Regions from separate parts of the Homo sapiens genome. Here region 1 is linked to region 2. The links are chromatin contacts, found by Hi-C or POLR2A ChIA-PET in ENCODE. All regions are on one chromosome and are shown on one strand. The core of a region is the stretch at or near the end of the contact, and the rest is flanking DNA. Distances in the headings are between cores, read along the strand shown. Region 1 holds the start of XKR8 (XK related 8). Region 2 holds the start of MAP3K6 (mitogen-activated protein kinase kinase kinase 6).

The links. Hi-C counts contacts between places; a loop is a spot of excess contacts on that map. ChIA-PET counts read pairs that join two places held with the same protein, here RNA polymerase II (POLR2A). Pooled maps may share reads with other maps.
Region 1: a pooled map shows a loop between it and region 2 (3-fold over the local background). The contact joins the promoter of XKR8 here to the promoter of MAP3K6 in region 2. A Hi-C loop is called at or near these places in 1 of 50 pooled maps. POLR2A ChIA-PET finds 5 or more read pairs at or near these places in 2 of 52 experiments (CD8-positive, alpha-beta memory T cell and naive thymus-derived CD4-positive, alpha-beta T cell).

Annotation. Positions count from the first base shown.
Region 1 is chr1:27,957,281-27,962,979 of GRCh38, forward strand. XKR8 (XK related 8) reads left to right here and starts at 2,693. Exons shown (of 3, transcript NM_018053.4): 1 at 2,693-3,082. The coding sequence starts at 2,790. It overlaps SMPDL3B (sphingomyelin phosphodiesterase acid like 3B), which reads left to right. Exons shown (of 8, transcript NM_014474.4): 8 at 1,196-1,872. The coding sequence ends at 1,558. RefSeq lists a silencer at 2,564-2,953 and an enhancer at 2,634-3,197.
Region 2 is chr1:27,364,664-27,370,558 of GRCh38, forward strand. MAP3K6 (mitogen-activated protein kinase kinase kinase 6) reads right to left here and starts at 2,298. Exons shown (of 29, transcript NM_004672.5): 1 at 1,595-2,298; 2 at 110-249; 3 at 1-21. The coding sequence starts at 1,934. FCN3 (ficolin 3) reads right to left here. Exons shown (of 8, transcript NM_003665.4): 8 at 4,447-4,814. The coding sequence ends at 4,573. RefSeq lists silencers at 887-956, 1,547-1,596, 1,667-1,886, 1,917-2,026 and enhancers at 1,279-2,222, 2,223-3,164.

The sequences.
Region 1 (5,699 bases), core at 1,443-3,942, 590 kb after region 2:
AGGTCCCAGATGAATTCTGGATGCAGGATTTGCTAGAGTGGATATGAGCTGTGAGAAAAAGGGACGAATCCAGGAGGCTTCCAAGGCTCTTGGCCTGTGCAACGGTAGGCTGTGGCTGCCGATTACTGAGATAAGTGGCAGGGTGATCAGGCTTCGGAGGGTCAGTCAGAGGTCTTGTTTTGGACCTGTTACCTTTGGGAGGGCTAAATGGCATCAAGTGAAAGTGGACAGGGAAGGGGCAAGTTGGAGCTTGAAGAGGTGAGGATAGAGATGTGATCTGGGAGTGGAGAGAGGACATTTAAAGCCAACGACTGCATGAGCTAACCCAGGTCCTTGATTCTAGTAAAGGTAGATTAAGAAGAGGTCTGAGGGGTTTAAAGAGTGGCCTGTTGTCCACATGGGCACTCCAAGGGTCTGAGCAAGGGGAATGGCAGGCTGCACCATCACCCCCTAACAGGCCCTCCATTCTCCTCAGGGAGGGAGTCAGCCCTGAGCTTGAATCCTGGCTCCACCACTCATAAGCTTTTTGATCTTTTGACCTCTGTGCCTCACTTGCTTCATCTGTAAAATGGGAGTAACAGAACCTCGCAGGGTTTGAGGAGGACTACATGAAATAATGGAATGTTCCTGGCACAGAGTGGCCATGCATACGGGCAGCTCCTCTTACCCCGTCTGCAGTGGCCTGAAGCAGGTTCATAAATGTACCTGGAACCCGCTGGACTGATGAACCCTGCAGAGTCTAGCCGTGAACATGCACCTGGGTCCTAGGAGTCTACAGTTCATAATCTCTCTCATGCTTAGTGTTGCTCTTTTTATGTTGCTTTTATCTATTCATTATGTAAATATTTACTGAGCGTCTTCTATGTGTACCCTAGCATGGTGGGACCTGGGGTAAACCTGGGGTCCAATCCTGCTACCACTGAATACCTGTATGAATACCTGTATGACCCTGGCCAAGTGAATTAACCTCTTTAGGCCTCAGTTTCCTCATTTGTGAAACCTAGGTAATAAGCGCAGTTACCTCATTCGATTCAGAGGATGTCTGCCAAGCACAATGGGTGCACAGCTAAGTGCTCAATAACTACTAGTGGTCATGGTCACTGCTCTAAAGAACTTGGGGGCAAATGCAAGGTGCAGGATGGGGATGGAAGCAGACAACTGCTCACAGCCGGTCTACCCCAAACCCTTTTTCCAGGACATGGTGACCTACTTCATGAACCTGAGCCAGGCGAATGCTCAGGGGACGCCGCGCTGGGAGCTCGAGTACCAGCTGACCGAGGCCTATGGGGTGCCGGACGCCAGCGCCCACTCCATGCACACAGTGCTGGACCGCATCGCTGGCGACCAGAGCACACTGCAGCGCTACTACGTCTATAACTCAGTCAGCTACTCTGCTGGGGTCTGCGACGAGGCCTGCAGCATGCAGCACGTGTGTGCCATGCGCCAGGTGGACATTGACGCTTACACCACCTGTCTGTATGCCTCTGGCACCACGCCCGTGCCCCAGCTCCCGCTGCTGCTGATGGCCCTGCTGGGCCTGTGCACGCTCGTGCTGTGACCTGCCAGGCTCACCTTCTTCCTGGTAACGGGTAACGGGGGCAGCGCCCAGGATCACCCAGAGCTGGGCCTTCCACCATTTCCTCCGCGCCTGAGGAGTGAACTGAAATAGGACAACCGAATCAGGAAGCGAAGCCCCAGGAGCTGCAGCCATCCGTGATCGCGCCACTGCACTCCAGCCTGGGTGACAAAGCCAGACTCTCTCCAAAAACAAACCAGAAACAGAAAAGAAATGACGACCCAAGACCCCCCTACAAGCATACTTCTTTTGCGTATTATGTTTAACTCACAAAACAAAGCTCATCATGCGTTTGATTCTGTGTTGTGTTCCTTTTCTTTTCTTTTGAGACGGAGTCTCGCTCTGTCGCCCAGGCCGGAGTGCAGTGGCGCTATCTCGGCTCTCTGCAACCTCTGCCTCCCGGGTTCAAGCGATTCTCCTGCCTCAGCCTCCTAGCTGGGACTACAGGCGCGCGCCAACACGCCCGACTAATTTGTATTTTTAGTAGAGACGGGGTTTCGCCATGTTTGCCAGGCTGGTCTCGAACTCCTGACCTCAGGTGATCCGCCCGCCTGGGCCTCCCAAAGTGTTGGGATTACAGGCGTGAGTCACCGCGCCCGGCCTCTATTCCCTTCCGTATGGAAATGAGGTTAACTCATTTGCAGGAACCTAACGCCCGCCCTCCCCCGACTCGGATCGCTGGCGTGAACCCAGCGGCCCCGTGCTCTCCGGGTATCCCTGGATCGAGGCGCACGCGTTGTTGCAAAGTCTCGCACTTAGGGATTAGAATGTGCCTTTGCGTTTCGTTTTGTTTTGCAACAATACAGGTGTGAGGGATCGCAGCCCTGGTCCAGGCTCTAGTCTCCCCGCCCTCTCGCTTTCTTGGGCCTCCGGGCGCCTCAAAGGTAAAACTAGGCCATTTGAAGCCTGCGAAGCGAAGGGCAGTCGGTCTTCAGGCCTAGCGGGCTTGGCTGGGCTGGGTCGGTGGACCCCTGGGCTGGCGGCGGGAGCAGAGCATCGAGCGGCTTTTAGCTGGGGTTCGGGCGGAGGACCTGGGACAACCGCGGGCCTCGCTCCTCCCCGGACGGGGCGGGACGGGGAAGTCCCGCCCACCAGGCCCAGGCCCCGGGCCGCCCCGAGGGCTGCGCCCACCTCCTTCCTGCCTCGGCAACCCCGGGCCCTGAGGGCAGGCCCCAACCGCGGAGGAGCAGGAGAGGGCGGAGGCCGGCGGGCCATGCCCTGGTCGTCCCGCGGCGCCCTCCTTCGGGACCTGGTCCTGGGCGTGCTGGGCACCGCCGCCTTCCTGCTCGACCTGGGCACCGACCTGTGGGCCGCCGTCCAGTATGCGCTCGGCGGCCGCTACCTGTGGGCGGCGCTGGTGCTGGCGCTGCTGGGCCTGGCCTCCGTGGCGCTGCAGCTCTTCAGCTGGCTCTGGCTGCGCGCTGACCCTGCCGGCCTGCACGGGTCGCAGCCCCCGCGCCGCTGCCTGGCGCTGCTGCATCTCCTGCAGCTGGGTTACCTGTACAGGTGAGTGCTTCGCCCCGGGAGGGGAGGAGTGTCGGAGCCCAGCACCTCCGTCAGCTGGGTCACCTGTACAGGTGACACGCCATATGCCGGGAAGGGGACTGGGAGAGGGAACCAAGTCCTGTGGGCGCCTGGCCTACAGGTGAGCGTGCAGCCCTTTACGGAAAGGGAATCCCGGTAGACTGCCTTCATTCTAGCCCTAGCTTTCCTGGCACAGGCGAAGAAACTGAGGCCCAGGGAAGAAAGGGAGGCGCATGGGCTTTGAAGTCGGACCTCTCAGGGATCCACTTCTGGCTTTGCCCCCTCTCGCCTCACTTCTGCATTTCTCTGAGCCTCAGTTTCCTCCTGCGTAGAAAGGAGGTAGTCACCCTGAGACAGGTGTGACGGGCAGGCCTGTTGTGAAGAGTGAGCGAAAGAATGAGAAAGTGCCTCGCACAGTGCCTGGCCTGTAATGGCAGGGGCTGCGGACTCAGTTCAGCATCCCATGTTTCAGCATGGGCAGGGCCTTGGGAAGTCACTGACCTCTCAGTGGGGCTGTTTGGTTGCTGTTCCCATTGGGATGGGGATAGCGCCTGCCCGTTTGGTGAAGATGCAGTGAAATGACATCTGTCCACTGCCCTGGCTCAGAGTGAGCACTCAGCAACCTCAGCTGGCTTCTTGACCTGGGCCTCCCTGGGAGTTTCAGCAGCCCTGACCCCACCACAGCGCTTGCCCCTCACAAAGGCCGCCTCTCACCCTGTCTGCCTGGTTGTATTCTTCCCCCTGAAACTTGGCTTCCCACCCCAGACCCAGCAAGAGGGCAGAGATGGCCTCTGACTCATCCATGCCCATGGAGCCAGCCAGGGCTGGGCATAGGCTGGGTCCTGGAAAATGTGTGTGGATTCTGCTCCTTTTTGGACCTGGTGGAGCCTCGTAGAGATGGGAAAACAAACCCAAGGCTCAGAGGCATGCGACAAAGTCAGGGCAGAGGGTGGTGTGGGTTGGGATGGGGTGGCCAGGGCCAGGATCTGCTCTTGAATCCGTTTTTACAAACTCTTGAGATCTGGCCTTGACAAAGCCACACGGAGTCTCCAGGAGTGGAAGAGAGGAGCTTTGAATGTGGCAGTTTTGCCTGAGGGATTATAGAGACATCAGAAAACCCCGGGTGGGCATGAAGGGGTGCAGTTGTTAAGTCCTGGGCAGGCCTCCATGAGCCGTGAATCTGTAACTACCTTATGCATCTTTGTGGCCAATATTTCTGCTGAGCTTGAGTCAGACAGACTGTACTAGCTTTGGCTTTGGAAATGGGTCTCTGTTCCTGCCTGTGAATTGGCCGAGGCAGGGGTCCCTGCTAGGTCACTGGGGACCATAGGCAAAGGCTCCTGCTGAGGGAGAACCCCAGCCTGTCCTGCCTGCCTGCTCCTCAGTGTGTTCTTGTGTCCTTCCAGGGGAAGTGACAGTACATGTCTGGTGAATGAGCTTGTGATGAGTGAACGGGGTTCTCTCCCAATAGGCAACTGAGAGCAAAGTTCTGGGTGGAGGGTCCTTGGTGCATCCTCCACTTACTCTTCATGCCAGTGGGTACCCCAGACCTGTCTGTCCAAACTCTGGACTCTCTTAACTCCGCCCCAATCTCCATCCTTAACCACTCAGGGCCAGCCTCTTAAATGGGATCCCTCCTTCCAATCTAACCCTCCTCCAGCCCCTCCCCTGTGTGGCCGGGGCAAGGCAGAGTCTGATTCCATCTGGCCTGTGCCCAGAAGTGCCCAAGAGGCAAATGTCCTCTTGCCCACAGGACCCCAGGAGATCTTGGGCACACTAAAGTTTGAGAACTACTGCCTCAGGCAACTTTATAGCATGCCTTTCCAATTCAGGTTTGGATCCAAATCCTCATTCCAGTACTTATTAGCTGCTTATAATTTTTTGTTTGTTTTTTAAAAAGAGGTAGGGTCTGGTCAGGCTTGGTGGCTCATGCCTGTAATCCTAGCAGTCTGGGAGGCTGACGTGGGTGGATCACTTGAGGTCAGGAGTTTGAGACCAGCCTGCTGAACATGGCAAAAGCTCATCTCTACAAAAATTAGCCAGGTGTGGTGGCGCATGCCTGTAATCCCAGCATCCCAGCTACTCTGGAGGCCGAGGCAGGAGAATCGCTTGAACCTGGGAGGTGGAGGTTGCAGTGAGCCGAGTTTGTGCCACTGCACTCTAGCCTGGGCGACAAGCGACAGATGTAGACTCTGTCTCCAAAAAAAAAGAAAAAAAAAAAGAGAGAGAGAGGCAGGGTCTCTGTTGCCTGGGCTGGAGTGCAGTGGCACAATCAATCATGGCTCACAGTGGCCTTGAACTCCTGGGCTCAAGCTGTCCTCCTGCGTCAGCCTCCTGAGTAGCTTGGACTACAGGCTTGTACCACCACGTCCAACTAATTAAAAAAAATTCTTTGTAGAGATGGGGCTTGCTGTGTTGCCCAGGGTGGTCTCAAACTCCTGGCCTCCAGTGATCCTCTTGCCTTGGCCTGTCAAAATGTTGGGATTACAGGCGCGAGCCACTGCACCCAGACCTTATTAGCTTCTTGATCCTGTTTCCCCATCTGTAAAATGGGCTTTTGTGAGAAGTAAACAGGACAAGGTTTGTGATGAGCTTGGGA
Region 2 (5,895 bases), core at 1,048-3,547:
GTTCTTCTGGAAAACATCCTCCTGCAGGAGGCAGACAGTCAGATACTGGTGTTCTGTGTAGGCCTTACCCCAGCCCTGTGCCTGCCTCCACCAGCCCCAGGCCACCTACCCGCAGGGCCTGCAGGTCAGGGAGGTCGGCCTGGGAGCAGAGGAGCACATTGTTGGTCATGCTGAAGCTCTCACGCACACCAAGGTGGTAGAACAGGGAGGGCTGTACCAGCGAGCTGCTCACCTCCAGCACCACCACATCTGCAGGCACAGAGGGGGTGGCGCTGATCCCTGAAGCCCAGCTTGATGGGGAAGGAGCCGGGGTCCATCCTGGCTTGACCTGCCTTGCTGTGGGACTCCAGTAGGGTCTGGTTCTGCTTTGGGCTTCAGTCGGCCCTTTTTAGGGTTCCCCTGGCACTTTCACAGAACTGATCTCTGTAGTGTTGCAGGAGAGGAGTTGGGCTCACTGGGTTGGGACCCTCAGGCCACGGTTCAGAGCCTGTGAGCACCTGGCATGGGGGAAGGGAGGCTGTGGACCAGTTGAGTCTGTTACGGGCCATTTAGGAGGTGGGAGTTGCGCAAACATAGAAGTCCCCTCCCTTTGGTCTTCAGCACAGGCTCTTGAAAGGGGCTACCATCAGTGTGCATAGACAACGCTGTGCCTAAATGTATGTATGTGTATATCTGTGACATGTATAGCTTACTATGTCTGACTGTATCTGTGTGTGTGACAGCGTCTGCTAGGGCCTGCATGAGTCAACATGTATGCGATTTGTGTCTGTCGATAATTGTATCTTTGTGTCCGAGTGGTCGGGTCAGCCTTCATTTTAGGCTACGATTTCATGGACATCCAGGAAGCACAGCTACTGGACTCTAGCATAAGCAAGTAAGTATGGGGGCCGAGCATCCGGGCTGGCTGGAGGGAGGAGTGACTCGCGGGGGAATAGCCTCCTTCTGGCCCCGCCCCTGAGCCATCCTTTCCCGCCCACTTCCCCGCCCCTTCCCCGCCCATTCTTTCTGGGCCGCTGAGGCCACTTAACCTAAGCTCCCTCACCCAGTATCCAGTCCCGTCGGGCCCCTTCGCTTCTCTTTTTGCCTCTCCTAGCCCGATCCTTGGAAATAGTATGCTAGGACTCCTGAACTCCAGCCTCCCGGCCCCTTTCCCTAAGTCCAAGCTCCTCTCCCAGTAATTGTCCTCAAGAGATCCGCGTGACATTCTCCTGAGGGTGAGGCTGAGTTCTCCAACCCCACCCCTGAGACACCACAGCCCCGCGCCGCTCCCCGCCCCGCCCCAGAGTTCCAAAGCCCCTCCCCATCCTTGCCCCGCTGGCTGGGCACCGCTCCGACTGAAGGGTGCCTAAGCCCCAACCTCGAGCCCTAGAGCCGCGCCCGGATCCCTGTCTCGTCCCGAGCCCGGCCGCGCCCCAGATCCCCTAAATCCCACTTTTTTCACGGCCCTGTCCCAAGCCCTTCAGCTTTAGCTCACTTTAAGTCCCCTAGACCCGGTACCCCTCTCGGCCCCTCCCTTGAGCCTTCGAGCCCGGCTTGGTCCCCTCCCAGGACCCTGAGTCCCGCCCGGATCCGGCCCCGCCCCCAGCGCTCTCACCCGCGTTGTAGAAGGCATCCAGAGCCGCGGTGTCGCCTAGCTCCAGCGTCCCGAAGGGCAGGCTGCGCAGCTGCGGGGGCGGCCGCGGCCGGGGGACCTGCGCGCAAGCCTCGCGCAGGCAGCGCAGGGGCAGCGGCTCCGCCTCGGTTCCCTCCCGAGGCTCGAGCCCGGGCTGCGGCTCCCGGGTCAGCACGTAGACCACGCTGAGCGGCCGGCTCCGCGCGCAGCCCCGGCCCGGGGGCGCCGCGAGCTGCCGGCCCCGGCTCAGCGCCACGGCCAGCGGGTCCTGCCAGCAGCTGCCGGCGCGCTCCGCCCCGGACCGGGGACACGGCCCCGCCATGCGGGGGCGCTCAGGCGCGGGGCGCCGCGCACTGGGAACCGGGGGCGGGGCAGGAGCCTGGGCCGGCAGATCAGGAATCTTGGGATCTGGAATCCGTTCGGAATCGGAGAATCTCCCACGGGATCTAGGGATCCGGAATACGGCCTGACGTCCCGTTCCAGGAATCTAAAGTCCAGGGAGAAATCCTAGCTCGGACTTGCAAGGTCCTGAGGTTCTGAAATCCGGGATTGGGTCCCAGGAATCTGGGGCATCCGGTGATCGGCAGCTCAGAGCCACTTGGGGGATCCTGGGAATCGGCTCGGAGGTGCCCGCCACCTGGACTTCTCAAGGGAGCGCCCGCCAACGCTGCCCTGCCTTCACTTGTAGGCTAAGCCCAGCCCTTTCCCGGCCGACCCAGAAAGCTCCACCCTCGGCCCTGGGGCAGAGCCGCTCCCTAGCGGCTTGAGACTCAGCCTCTCCCCTCCCTTCTCTCCCGCCAGAACTTTGGAGACTGGCGGCTTCCGGAACAGCCTGTGCCCCTGTGCACGCCAAAGACTGTGGACTGCTCACAGCAAGTGCACATAAAATGTGTGAGGAGGCCAGGGCTAGGGAAAAGGTTCGATATGCAGGCCCTGCTCTGCAGGTATCTGTTGAATGAATGGCTCTCTAGAGACATCAGGGTGCGCAGAGCATGATGAACAATGGGTGTCCTCCCGGGCCCAGTGAGCGCAGGCAGGGAGGGACTGGGATGGGGGAAACCTACACCCTAGGCCGCTTGCCCGAAAGCCTTCAGTCCTGGAGTGGGACTTGGCATCTGAGCCTTAACTGTCACTAGGGGGCTGCTTTCCCCAGGACCCAACCTGCTGTGGACCCCCGCTGACCTTTGACTTCTAGGCAGAACGTGGCCATGGGACCTGAGAAGCACTTCCTACTCTAAACAACTCTAAACATTTCTTTAGCCACCCCTTGAAGGAGTCAACCCCAGCCCTTTGCACTACAGCAGCTTCTCAGCTTCAAATCCCCAAGAGTCCCCAACTTTCTTGTGTGAATTAATGAGTGAGGCAGCAACCTGGTAGAAGCCTCAGTGGACCCTGAAACCAAGAACTGGGGACTTAAGTTGAATAACTTGTCCAGGATCACTCAGCACATGACAGCAGGGTGCAAACCCAGGACCGCCTGTCAGACTCTTAACTATTTAATTCTGCCACTTACTAGAATGTGGCTTTGGGCAAATAAACTGCTTAAATGCTACTCAATGGCTGTTTCATTGCCCTGTTGCCTTGTGGAAGAAAAAGGTACCTTCCTTGGTTTGACCTTGGATTCGAACTGACACCCAATGAGATAGGCAGGAAGTGGTAGAGTTTGAGAACTTGGCCTGCAACAGAGGCTGGAGTGGAAAACAGACAACTTACAAAGGACAGGCATGGGCAACCGACAGGCTGAGAAAGCTGTGCAATTCCCAGCCAGGGCGGTGGCTCATGCCTGTAATCCCACTTTGGGAGGCCAAGATGAGTGGATCACGAGGTCAGGAGTTCGAGACCAGCCTGGCCAACATGGTGAAACCCCGTCTCTACTAAAAATACAAAAAAAAGTAGCTGGGTGTGGTGGCACCTGCCTGTGATCCCAGCTACTTGGGAGCTGAGGCAGGAGAATCACTTGAACCTGGGAGATGGAGGTTGCGGTGAGTGGAGATCGTGCCATTGCACTCCAGCCTGGGCGGGGCGACAGAGCAAGACTCCATCTCAAAAAAAAAAAAAGCTATGCAATTGTGCAATTCCTGCCACAAAGCCATCCACTTGCAGGACCCAGAGGGCCTCGGGAAATTGTCAATGGATGCTTGGATCTCCTCTAATCCTTCCACTGTATGCCCCTCTGGCTCATTGCACTCCAGCCTGGGCAGGGCGACAGAGCAAGACTCCATCTCAAAAAAAAAAAAAAAAAAAAAGCGGCCGGGCGCAGTGGCTCACACCTGTAATCCCAGCACTTTGGGAGGCCGAGGAGGGCAGATCATGAGGTCAGGAGATTGAGACCATCCTGGCTAACATGATGAAACCCCGTCTCTACTAAAAATACAAAAAATTCGCCGGGCGTGGTAACGGGTGCCTGTAGTTCCAGCTACTCGGGAGGCTGAGGCAGGAGAATGGCGTGAACCTGGGAGGCAGAGCTTGCAGTGAGCCAGGATGGTGCCACTGCACTCCAGCCTGGGCGACAGAGCGAGACTGCGTCTCAAAAACAAACAAACAAACAAACAAACAAAAAAGCTGTGCAATTGTGCAATTCCTGCCACAAAGCCATCCACTTGCAGGACCCAGAGAGCCTCAGGAAATTGTCAATGGATGCTTGAATCTCCTCCAGTCCTTCCACTATATGCCCCTCTGGCCTTGTCTTGCACACCTCCAGAGACAGAAGCCTCACTACTTTAGAGGCTGTCCTTTCCATCTTCCTGACTGGAAGGAAATTCTTCCCTGAATGGAGCTGAAACTTGTGTCCCTGCTCTGCCCTCTAGGGTTTTTTCCCAGTAACTGGAAGAGTCTTGAAAGGGCTAAAATGATTTTATTTTTAAATGTGGACAGGCAAGCAGAGGTGGTTGGCAAAGGCAAGGTGGCTGACGATCCGGAAGCTGTACAGGAGAGATAAGGGCACTGGCTGCCAGAGTGCCCTATCGAAGCATCATCCGAACCCTGCGGTAGGGGTGGCCCACACCACGGCCTGAGGCCCAGTCAATGCCATATTTGTGGGCGGCAGCCTCAGACACTGCATAGCGACCATTGAGATTTGATCGGTAACAGGATGCATACCACCAGGCACCGTGGACAATCACTGCACAGTTGCTGTTGCTTGAATCGTGGTCAGCGTCATAGGTGGTAAAGGGCCTCCCACTGTGGAGGCTCAGGGAATCCCCTAGCAGGGAAGGGATGGAAAGCACCTTGGTGCCCAGCACCACGCCTGGCACCTTTGGAGATATAATGCCATGGGAGTCTCAGAGCAACTAAGAGTTGAATTTTATCAGGCCCCACGAGCAACACCAAGGGGCCAGGTTGTTTGCGCAGGGTTACTCGGCTGGTTGAAGCAGCGGCAGGACTTGAACTCGGGACTGTCTGGCTCCAAAGCTCCCAGCTTTTCCCCCTGTCTTACCCCCTCCAGAATCCCCGGCCCCCCTCTAGCTCCTTTGTCTTCTCTCAGCTCCCATCCAGTCTGAGCAACTCTGCTAGGAAAAGCTGGGAGGAACCTCTTAGGTGCCTGGCCAGGAAAGGTGGTTCCCTGAGGCACTCCCTCATAACCACTTCCCTCTTTTAAATCTCTCCCCAATAGTCACTGTTTCTCTGAAAGAAGACTTCCGTGGTTCCTCTTCCAAAGCAGAGAACACTAACACTCAACAGAGCCTCAGGCGGCACCCAAAACTTCCTCCTTGCCTCCCTGCGCTCCCCCCGCCTTTTTTTTTTTTTCTGAGATGGAGTCTCGCTCTGTCGCCCAGGCTAGAGTGCAGTGACACTCTCTTGGCTCGCTGCAACCTCTGCCTCCCAGATTTAAGTGATTCTCCTGCCTCAGCCTCCCGAGTAGCTGGGATTACAGGCACCCTCCACCACGCCCGGCTAATTTTTTTGTATTTTTAGTAGAGACGGGGTTTCACCATGTTGGCCAGGTTGGGTTTGAACTCCTGACCTCAAGTTATCTGCCCGCCTCGGCCTCCCAGAGTGCTAGGGTTACAGGCATGAGCCACCGTGCCCGGCCTCCCTGCCCATTTTATAGAGGAGGAAACTGAGGCTCAGTGGAGGGGTAGGACTTGCCCAAGGTCACATAAGTACTAAATGGCAGAGATGGATTCAAACTCAGGTCTGTTTGCCTCCAGATCCCAAATTCTTCACTGTTGCACCATCCTGTTTCATGATTGCCATTTCTCAGATGCGGAAACTAAGGCCCACAGAGGAGACAGGATTGCCCTGGGTCATTCATGGGGGCAGTGGCAGCACTGGGAAAGGAT